3 separate regions of the Homo sapiens genome follow, and regions 1 and 2 are each linked to region 3. A link is a contact called in ENCODE Hi-C or POLR2A ChIA-PET data. All regions are on one chromosome and are shown on one strand. Each heading gives the region's core, a stretch centred on a gene start or an enhancer-like site at or near the end of the contact. The rest is flanking DNA. Distances are from core to core; before and after follow the strand shown.

Region 1 (2,700 bases), core at 92-2,591, 670 kb after region 3:
AATATCCTGGTACTTGGGTACTAACAGCAGTCAGAATTCGGTTCTTCCTTATCTTATACGTGTTCTAACCAAACAGGTGTGAAGGGGTAAGGCAGGTGAAGCAGTAAGAACTGGTTCACCTGAGAGTAGGCACTAATTTAACGGGTGGCTTTTACCTTTTTTTTTTTTTTTTTTTGAGACGGAGTCTTGCTCTGTCACCCAGGCTGGAGAGCAATGCCGCGATCTCGGCTCACTGCAACCTCCGCCTCCCGGGTTCAAGCGATTCTCCTGCCTCAGCCTCCCGAGTAGCTGGGATTACAGGCACGCGGCACCACACCCGGATAATTTTGTATTTTTATTAGAGATGGGGTTTCTCCATATTGGTCAGGCTGGTCTCGAACTCACGACCTCAGGTGTTCTGCCCACCTCGGCCTCCCAAAGTGCTGGGATTACAGGCGTGAGCCACCGTGCCAGGCCTACCTTTTTAATCAAAACAAACAATACACCATGAGAATAAAATGCAAAATTTCTCATTTTTAAGACAAAATAAGGAACTTCAAATAAATGGCGGACCATAAGCTAGGAATTCACTGTCCTCCATCGTTAGGGCTTTTTCCTCCGAAGGAAGTTTGGGAAATCTGGATCCTAATTTCAGCCAAGTGGTGCGTTCCTCGAACTTCAGTCTAGAACTAAAAGAAGAGGGGCTGCAATGAAGGAAGAAGTCTCGGGACGCTCCACGCCACCCGGCGGCGGTTATCAAATCACAGGCTGAAAACCTGGAGAAAGGTCCGCGACGCCGGGGACACACGCCGCAGAGGCGACGCCCGCCCGGCCCAACGTCCAGTCTCGTCTGTTTCCCGAGGAGCCAATCAGCACGCGGCCCCGAGGCCGGCTCCCCAGCGCCCCCTGCGGCCGGGAGGAGGACGGCAGCCAGGAAAGATGAAGAGCGCGTGCAGTCCCCGAAGGGTACACCCTAGGGTTCCCCCCCACGCGAAGTTTCTCTCCGCAATCCGTGCCACCTATCGAGTAGGATTCCTAGTGTTCGATTCCTGTGAGAAAAGGTAGACTACGCTGCCTGTCGCAGGTTAGTTTGTTGTAAAACTGTTGGTCAATGACGTTGCCCTTTTAATTGCGTCGTTAGCGACCGAGTGGCATCGCCCCTTTAAGGCCGGTGGCAGCTGCGGTTCCGGGGGCGGGGTCCGTCTTCAGCAGGACTTGGGCTGGAGCTGGGCTGATTCATTCGGGGCTGGAACTCGAACGCTGACGTTGGCTCCTGAGCCGGGCGCTGCCTCGCGCCTGATTGGCGGGTCCTCGGGGCCGCCCTCCCCAGCGCACCACCCCTGGGTTCCCTCCCGGGTCCGCAGTGGAAACACTGCCCTCTCCCTTCTTGACCCCTAGCCCTTCCTTCCCTCCCTCCTTCCCTCCTGTCGCCGTCTCTTCTGGCGCCGCTGCTCCCGGAGGAGCTCCCGGCACGGCGATGGGTTCTCGGGCCTCCACGTTACTGCGGGACGAAGAGCTCGAGGAGATCAAGAAGGAGACCGGCTGTGAGTTCGGGTTGGGGGTGGGAACGCCGGGCGCCTCAGGCTGGCCTCACAACCAAGGGCGGCTGTCGCTAAGGTCTGGAGCTCGGGTGCCTGTGAGGTTGGGGGGTCCTGGGCAGCCTCCAGGTTTGGGGACCGAGAGCTGGAAGACCTGTTCTTCCAGCTGCAGCTTCCTGGAGCGGGGCTCTAGCTACTGTGGGGCTGTCCTTCCCTTCAAAATCGGGACTCTTGATCACTCGTAGAGCGTCGACGCCCCCCTTTTCTGCACCCTGCCCATCAAAGTCCCCGAACTCCTTTCCTTTCTGTTGCCTCGCACCACCCTTCCCTATGAAGAGGCATCCTGAACAGTAGGTAAAGCCCGAGAAGCAAATTCAGGAACTCGAGATGGATTCTGTAGAAAATCCGTTTCTGGGTAAGGACCTAAAACCTCTGACAACTATGGGAAATTACAAACAAGTTCTTGTCACAAATTGGGAAAACCACCCAGAAAGCAAGACCGTGTAGTAAGGCTTTGGGAGACATGACCCGATGCCTGGAGACCTTTAAACAATCAGGGGTCTGGGATTGTGAGACTTCTTTCAATCTGAACTTCTAGAGAAAAAACACGGATACTGTGACCACCAGTTTTTTACTTACACGACGATACTTGCTGTCCTAATCTCATATATGTATTGATTTCTACTATGCTGGTGTACTTTTTTATTCGCTATTGAAATTGGATGTGCTCCAAAAATCTCCGTGTGAATTTGTACTAGGAACTGATTTTTTTTTTTTTTTTTTTTGAAACGGAGTCTCCCTCTGTCAACCAGGCTGGAGTGCAGTGGCGTGATCTCGGCACACTGCAACTTCCGCCTCCCAGGTTCAAGCAGTTCTCCTGCCTCAGCCTCCCAGGTAGCTGGGAGTACAGGTGCCTGCCACCACGCTTGGCTAATTTTTGTATTTTTGGTAGAGATGGGGTTTCACTATGTTGGCCCGGCTGGCCTCGAACTCCTGACCTCAAGTGATCCACCCACCTCGGCCTCCCAAAGTGCTGGGATTACAGGTGTGAGCCACCGTGCCCTGCAGAACTGATTTTTTTTTTTATAGTCCAGTCTCTTCCTCATTAGTCTGAACAAAGGAGCAAAAGGACTCGGGATTCTGAAGCGCTGTAAAATACCATCATAACTTTGAATAGTCCTTG
Region 2 (2,700 bases), core at 1-2,500, 530 kb before region 3:
ATTTCCACAAGAGCTTTAGCAGAACTAACGACTGTCTGACCTCTACCTTCTTATTTTATTCTTGAGGTTTCCACTACTAAAGTATAGGAAGGTCCTGGTCTCAAAAATAGCCACACAGGGCAAAAGGGAAAAACAAATAAAAGCCTGGTTCAGAAACGCCCCATCCTCTGTTAAGTTCAAGTCTTTACATTTCAAAAGACAGCCTTAGAAATTAAGCTCACCACAGTGCTGATCTTCTTCTTCCCATCGGTAGCTCTTAACAGACACTTGTTGTCTGCGGGCTCAAAGCCCTCCACAGTACCCTTCTTTGGAATGGGTTTGGTTCGACCGTCATCTGAAGGAAAAAATGCATCCTGGTGAACACGGCCGCGTACGTGGCTGAGCGGCAGACAAACAGTTAAAACAGAGGAGTGGGGTAAGTGATGACCTAACCCAGCCCCGCTGCTCTAGTTTTGTTAAACACCTCATCTGCTATCACGGTCTGGCGAAACCCTGGAGAAACTATTATTTCCACGACGGAAACATGTAATATCGAAGCACGTTAAATTCCACTCAAAGTGGCGGCGTCTGGGATCCCTGACAAAGAGCCCTGGGCTGCTTGGGGCCCATTGTTACCAGAAGCAACCTAGGCGGCTCAGTGCTGGGGACTGAGCCAGCTACAATCCCTACTATTTTCCGGGCCCGAAGCCCCGAATGTGCTCAGTACAGGGTGGGGAAAGGTAGAGGAAGGCGGCGGTCCGCGGCAGACAGACTCCGGTGGCTCCCAGACACCGGGAACCCAGGGAGCATCGCCCGGCTCCCCTCCCGCTGCTTACACTTCTTCAAGGTGATATAGACGCTGCCCGACGTCCGGCACTTCTGGAAAAGTCTGGTCAGCTCCGTCAGGAACTGGAAAACAACAGGCCCAGCCCCGTTAGCCAGCCCCAAATCCTCGTCCTGCCGCGTCAAGGCCCTGGTCCTCCTGCAGGAGGCACAGGTCTCGAGTAACGCCTGAGCCGCCCCCTTCCCTCGGCCGGCCAGGCCTAGCCATACCTGCTCGCTCTCCAACAACACCATCGCGGCGACGCTGGCTCGACTCCCTCCGCTTAAGCCCCTAGCAGTGAGAGCCGGAAGTTCGGCCTAGGCTGGGCGGGACTTCCGCTACTAGACTTCCATTGTCTTCCACCAATCTCTTCTCTTCCACCAATCCCGGCCTGCGCCCTCCCCCCTCCCCGCCCGCCTAGCGCCCGCGCCCTGGGACGTCCGGGGGCCTGTGACCCGGAGGCGCTGGGGCTGTCCTGGGTCGTCACATGCGAGAAATCGTCTCACCCCAGCCAGTGTGACGGAGTGAGAGCAAAAGAAAGTTTTGATAGCAGCGTACGATTTATATTCAGCTGTATGCTGGGCAGGTAACCTAACAACTCAGTGACTCAGTTTCCTTATCCATAAAGTAAGGGTAATGATAGTATCTACCGCGCAGTGTGGTCGTGAAGCGTAAATGAAACTCAGATTAAATACGTAGAACAGTGCCTGGCACATAGAGCGTGTTCAGTAGGTATCAGCTATTGTTCTTTTCATTATTGTCATTATAAGTTCCTGTAGAGATCCTTTAAACTCTCCCTAAACGCTGACCTGCAGCTCTAGCCAGAAGGGCTGGGCCGGGCGTGGTGGCTCACGCCTGTAATCCCGGCACTTTGGGAGGCCGAGGCGGGTGGATCACGAGGTCAGGAGATTGAGACCATCCTGGCTAACACGGTGAAACGCTGTCTCTACTAAAAATACAAAAAAGTTAGCCGGGCGTGGTGGCGGGCACCTGTAATCCTAGCTACTCGGGAGGCTGAGGCAGGAGAATGGCGTGAACCCAGGAGGCAGAGCTTGCAGTGAGCTGAGATCGCGCCACTGCACTCCAGCCTGGAAGACAGAGCGAGACTCCGTCTCAAAAAAAAAAAAAAAAAAAAAAAAAATGAGGGGCTGGAGCCCAGTCTTTAGTTCTACCTCTGATTAGTCAGGAGAACTAGGTTGTAAGCCCTCTCTGCCACTAGCCAACTTGAACCCTGGGCCCTCTATAAAGTCAAGCATTCCACCACACAAGAGGTTTTCGCTGAGTGCCTCTCAGTCTGTGCCAGGCACGGTTGTAGAGGTTGGGGATGCAGCAGGATAAGAAAAGCTAAGTTCCTGGTTTCCTGGAAGTTGGGTTAAAGGGGCAGGGAGGAAATAAACAATGAAGCAAACAAGTAAGTAGTACAGCTTCAGATAATGAATTCCGTGAGACAGCCTAAGCAGGGCTGTATAATGAGAGTGGGAAGGGGACTGCCTGGGTTGGGGTCAGGGGAGTTCTCGTCGAAAAGGAGAACTTTGAGTTGAAAGCTGAAAGGACCAGCCATCCAAAGATCTAGGGACACAGTGTTTCAGACACAGGGAACGGCTAGAGCAAAACCTTCAAAGGGGAAACAAGTTGCCCTGTGTCTGTAAGACTGGCAGGTGCGGGTGGGGGTGAGGAGGGCTTGTGGAGCAAGGAGTAAAGGAGTATGGAGAGGTAGCTGGGGACCAGATTATGTAGGGCCCGTGACCATAGTAAGCCTGGATTTTGTTCTAGATACAAAGAGAAGACTCGTTAAGGAAGTTTTCAACAGAACACTGAAAATCTGATTTATATTTTTTAAAGATCCCCCTGTCTGTGTTGTGGAGAATGCACTGTAGAGAGACAGGGCAGGAAATGAG
Region 3 (2,700 bases), core at 130-2,629:
GCTACATATATTTTAACACACACACACACACACACACACACACACAAATCTGTAGGGCATTTCCAGGTTGGACAACCAGCCTGCACTTTTCTCCAAAGATCTCCAAAATGCAACAGTTCTATCTCCAGTCAATTAAATTCTGTTTTTTTTTCTTTCTTTCTTTCTTTTTTTTTTTTGAGACAGAGTCTCGCTCTGTCGCCCAGGCTGGAGTGCAGTGGCGCTAACTTGGCTCACTGCAACCTCCGCCTCCCGGGTTCACGCCATTCTCCTGCCTCAGCCTCCCAAATAGCTGGGACTACAGGCACTCGCCACCACGCCCGGCTAATTTTTTGCATTTTTTAGTAAAGACGGGGTTTCACCGTTTAGCCAGGGTGGTCTCGATCTCCTGATCTTGTGATCCGCCCGCCTCGGCCTCCCAAAGTGCTGGGATTACAGGCGTGAGCCACCGCGCCCGGCCCCTAAATTCTGTTTTCAACAGAACACAGACTAAAGGTCTTTCCACAGTTCCATATACATGAAGATCCTGCTTGGTAAAAAGTGTCTGTCAGAGAGTACTGTTACAATGCAAGGGCTGTGTGCTCAGCGCATGCAGTTCAGCCGTATGTCTCATGCTCTTATTTTAATACAATCACTGAAAGGTAGGTATTTTCACCATTTTACAGATGAAAAAACAAGTTCAGAAGGGTAACTTGCTCTAGGGCACATTACTGATATGTGGGGAATCCTTGACAGGAAAACCAGATCTGTGCTGCTCCAGAATCCATGTTTTTATCAAATACCATCCTGCTTGTTTGGAAAATATAACGAAAGCAGCCCAAGCACGGGCAGGTAGGAAAAGCTACGCAAAGAGCCTGGAGGCTTTTATAACTATCTAGGCATATGAGACAGGCTGACACCTTCTTTCAAGAGGAGACTTAGAAATCAGGAAGGCTGCCTGAGGCAAGGTCTGAATAATGCCAGGAGACAGAGCCCAGCCAGCGTAAAGGCCGGAAGTAAAAGGGACAGCTATGACACGGCGGTCCTGGGTGAACTGATGTCTAGCGCTACAGTGAACCCCCAACCCGAATTCGTCTAAAGCCACCCAAAACCAAAACTTTGCTCACACCAGAGCCCCGCATGGCCCCTTACCCCAGGGCAGGGCGTCCAGAACCACGCAGGAAATTCCGGCGTCCAGATCCCAGGCCTCAGTCGCTCAGGTCTCTAGGGCTGTCTGGACGGGATGAATCAGGTCCCAAGGCCTCTATGTGGTATTCCGGGGCCGGGCCAGAGTGGGAGATCCAAAACGCTGGGCACCCCAGCCCCTCCTCACTTACCGTAACAGCTGCCCAGTAAACGCTTGGCTCAGCTCTGTCGCCTGTAGCCCGGAGGAAATCGGGAGGGGCGGAGTCCCCTAGTGACGGAGCCCAGGAGTCCTCCAACTACCTTCCCACCCGACGATGTTCTGTGCGTCGATTGGTCGAGAGGAGCTCAGCGTGGTGAAGAAGTGAGGAGCAGCAAGAGGCGAGCGGTGGACGGGGCTCTGGTTGCCGGGAAACGGTGGAGTCACGTGCCCTGAGCATTGCCCCTCCCCTCCCGAGGGCCAGGTTGATTCCTTGCAGATCCAGGGTTCCAGTCCCTGCTTGGATAGGGAAGTCGTTTCCAAGACTTTTGACTTTTCCTAGTCGCCGGAGCCAGTTCACCTCCTCCACAACTTTCTCTGTCGGTGTTTGTCTTCTAAAAATTTCACCCCTTCGTTACCCAAATTAGAGCACTTCGGCGGCTTCTTTCCTTACTCTCCCAGGAGACTCGTGTCTCATTCATCAAATTATGAAGCTTTCCTTCATTCATTTAGTCAATAGATACCAAGCACCTGCTGTGTTCTAAGCATTGTGTTAAGCGTGAAGTTAAGACACATATGACTTGATATAAGTCCTGGAGATCCTTACAGCTTAGTAGTGTAGGAAGGGGGTCCGCCATGGAGGCATAAAAGTTTACAAATAACAGTAAACAGTGATAGACAGCCGGGCGCGGTGACTCACGCCTGTAATCCCAGTACTCTAGGAGGCCGAGGCAGGTGGATCACCTGAGGTCAGGAGTTCGAGACCAGCCTGGGTGAAACATGGTGAAACTCTGTCTCTACTAAAAGTACAAAAATTAGCTGAGCATGGTGGCACATGCCTGGAATCCTAGCTATTCGGGAGGCTCAGGCAGGAGAATCGCTTGAACCGGGAAGGCAGAGGTTGCAGTGAGACAAGATCGCACCACTGCATTCCAACCTGGGCAACAGAGCAAGACTGTCTCAAAAAAAAAAAAGGAGGGGGGCGTTGAGGATTATAGAGTATATGATGGAAGTGTGGCCAGAGTACATAAAGGAGAGAGTGGTCATAAGAAGTGTGTGTCAGAATGCTTTGTTGTTGTAGTTGTTAAAGGAGATGACCTTTGATATCCTTCAGGGGATAGATACCAGCTTGTTCATTGAGATCGACCCCTCCCCATCCCCAGCTTCCAGGATCAACACCAGTTACTCTCTCCCAAGAAACACGTGATGAAAGACATCAGCCAACCATCAGTAGCCAAGTAACTTGGCTGAGGAAATAGTTCTCACTCCAGCCTGGGTGACAGAGCAAGACTCCGTCTCAAAAAAAAAAAGAAAGAAAGAAAAAGAAAACAACAACAACAAAAACAACATAGTTTTAGGATTACAGATGTGAGCCACTGCGC

Evidence for each region. Hi-C counts contacts between places; a loop is a spot of excess contacts on that map. ChIA-PET counts read pairs that join two places held with the same protein, here RNA polymerase II (POLR2A). Pooled maps may share reads with other maps.
Region 1: a loop to region 3 is called in a map of ascending aorta, with 5 times the contacts of the local background. The contact joins the promoter of CHP1 here to the promoter of CCDC32 in region 3. A Hi-C loop is called at or near these places in 2 of 168 maps with a recorded cell type or tissue (ascending aorta and naive thymus-derived CD4-positive, alpha-beta T cell), 1 of 37 single-sample maps with no recorded cell type and 15 of 50 pooled maps. POLR2A ChIA-PET finds 5 or more read pairs at or near these places in 2 of 52 experiments (CD4-positive, alpha-beta T cell and activated naive CD8-positive, alpha-beta T cell).
Region 2: a loop to region 3 is called in a pooled map, with 7 times the contacts of the local background. The contact joins the promoter of SRP14-DT here to the promoter of CCDC32 in region 3. A Hi-C loop is called at or near these places in 1 of 37 single-sample maps with no recorded cell type and 11 of 50 pooled maps. POLR2A ChIA-PET finds 5 or more read pairs at or near these places in 1 of 52 experiments (activated CD8-positive, alpha-beta T cell).

What each region holds. Positions count from the first base shown.
Region 1 is chr15:41,229,927-41,232,626 of GRCh38, forward strand. It overlaps CHP1 (calcineurin like EF-hand protein 1), which reads left to right and starts at 1,342. Exons shown (of 7, transcript NM_007236.5): 1 at 1,342-1,523. The coding sequence starts at 1,457. EXD1 (exonuclease 3'-5' domain containing 1) reads right to left here and starts at 831. Exons shown (of 12, transcript NM_001286441.2): 1 at 553-831. RefSeq lists a silencer at 856-915 and enhancers at 1,036-1,105, 1,126-1,185.
Region 2 is chr15:40,038,061-40,040,760 of GRCh38, forward strand. SRP14-DT (SRP14 divergent transcript) reads left to right here and starts at 1,251. Exons shown (of 3, transcript NR_040060.1): 1 at 1,251-1,388. It overlaps SRP14 (signal recognition particle 14), which reads right to left and starts at 1,121. Exons shown (of 5, transcript NM_003134.6): 1 at 1,033-1,121; 2 at 816-888; 3 at 222-334. The coding sequence starts at 1,056. LOC124903471 (a long non-coding RNA gene) reads left to right here. Exons shown (of 2, transcript XR_007064596.1): 2 at 1-349. RefSeq lists enhancers at 139-1,084, 785-834, 855-1,034, 1,085-2,029 and a silencer at 1,115-1,324.
Region 3 is chr15:40,563,663-40,566,362 of GRCh38, forward strand. CCDC32 (coiled-coil domain containing 32) reads right to left here and starts at 1,380. Exons shown (of 4, transcript NM_001080792.4): 1 at 1,314-1,380. RefSeq lists enhancers at 1,779-1,828, 2,308-2,602.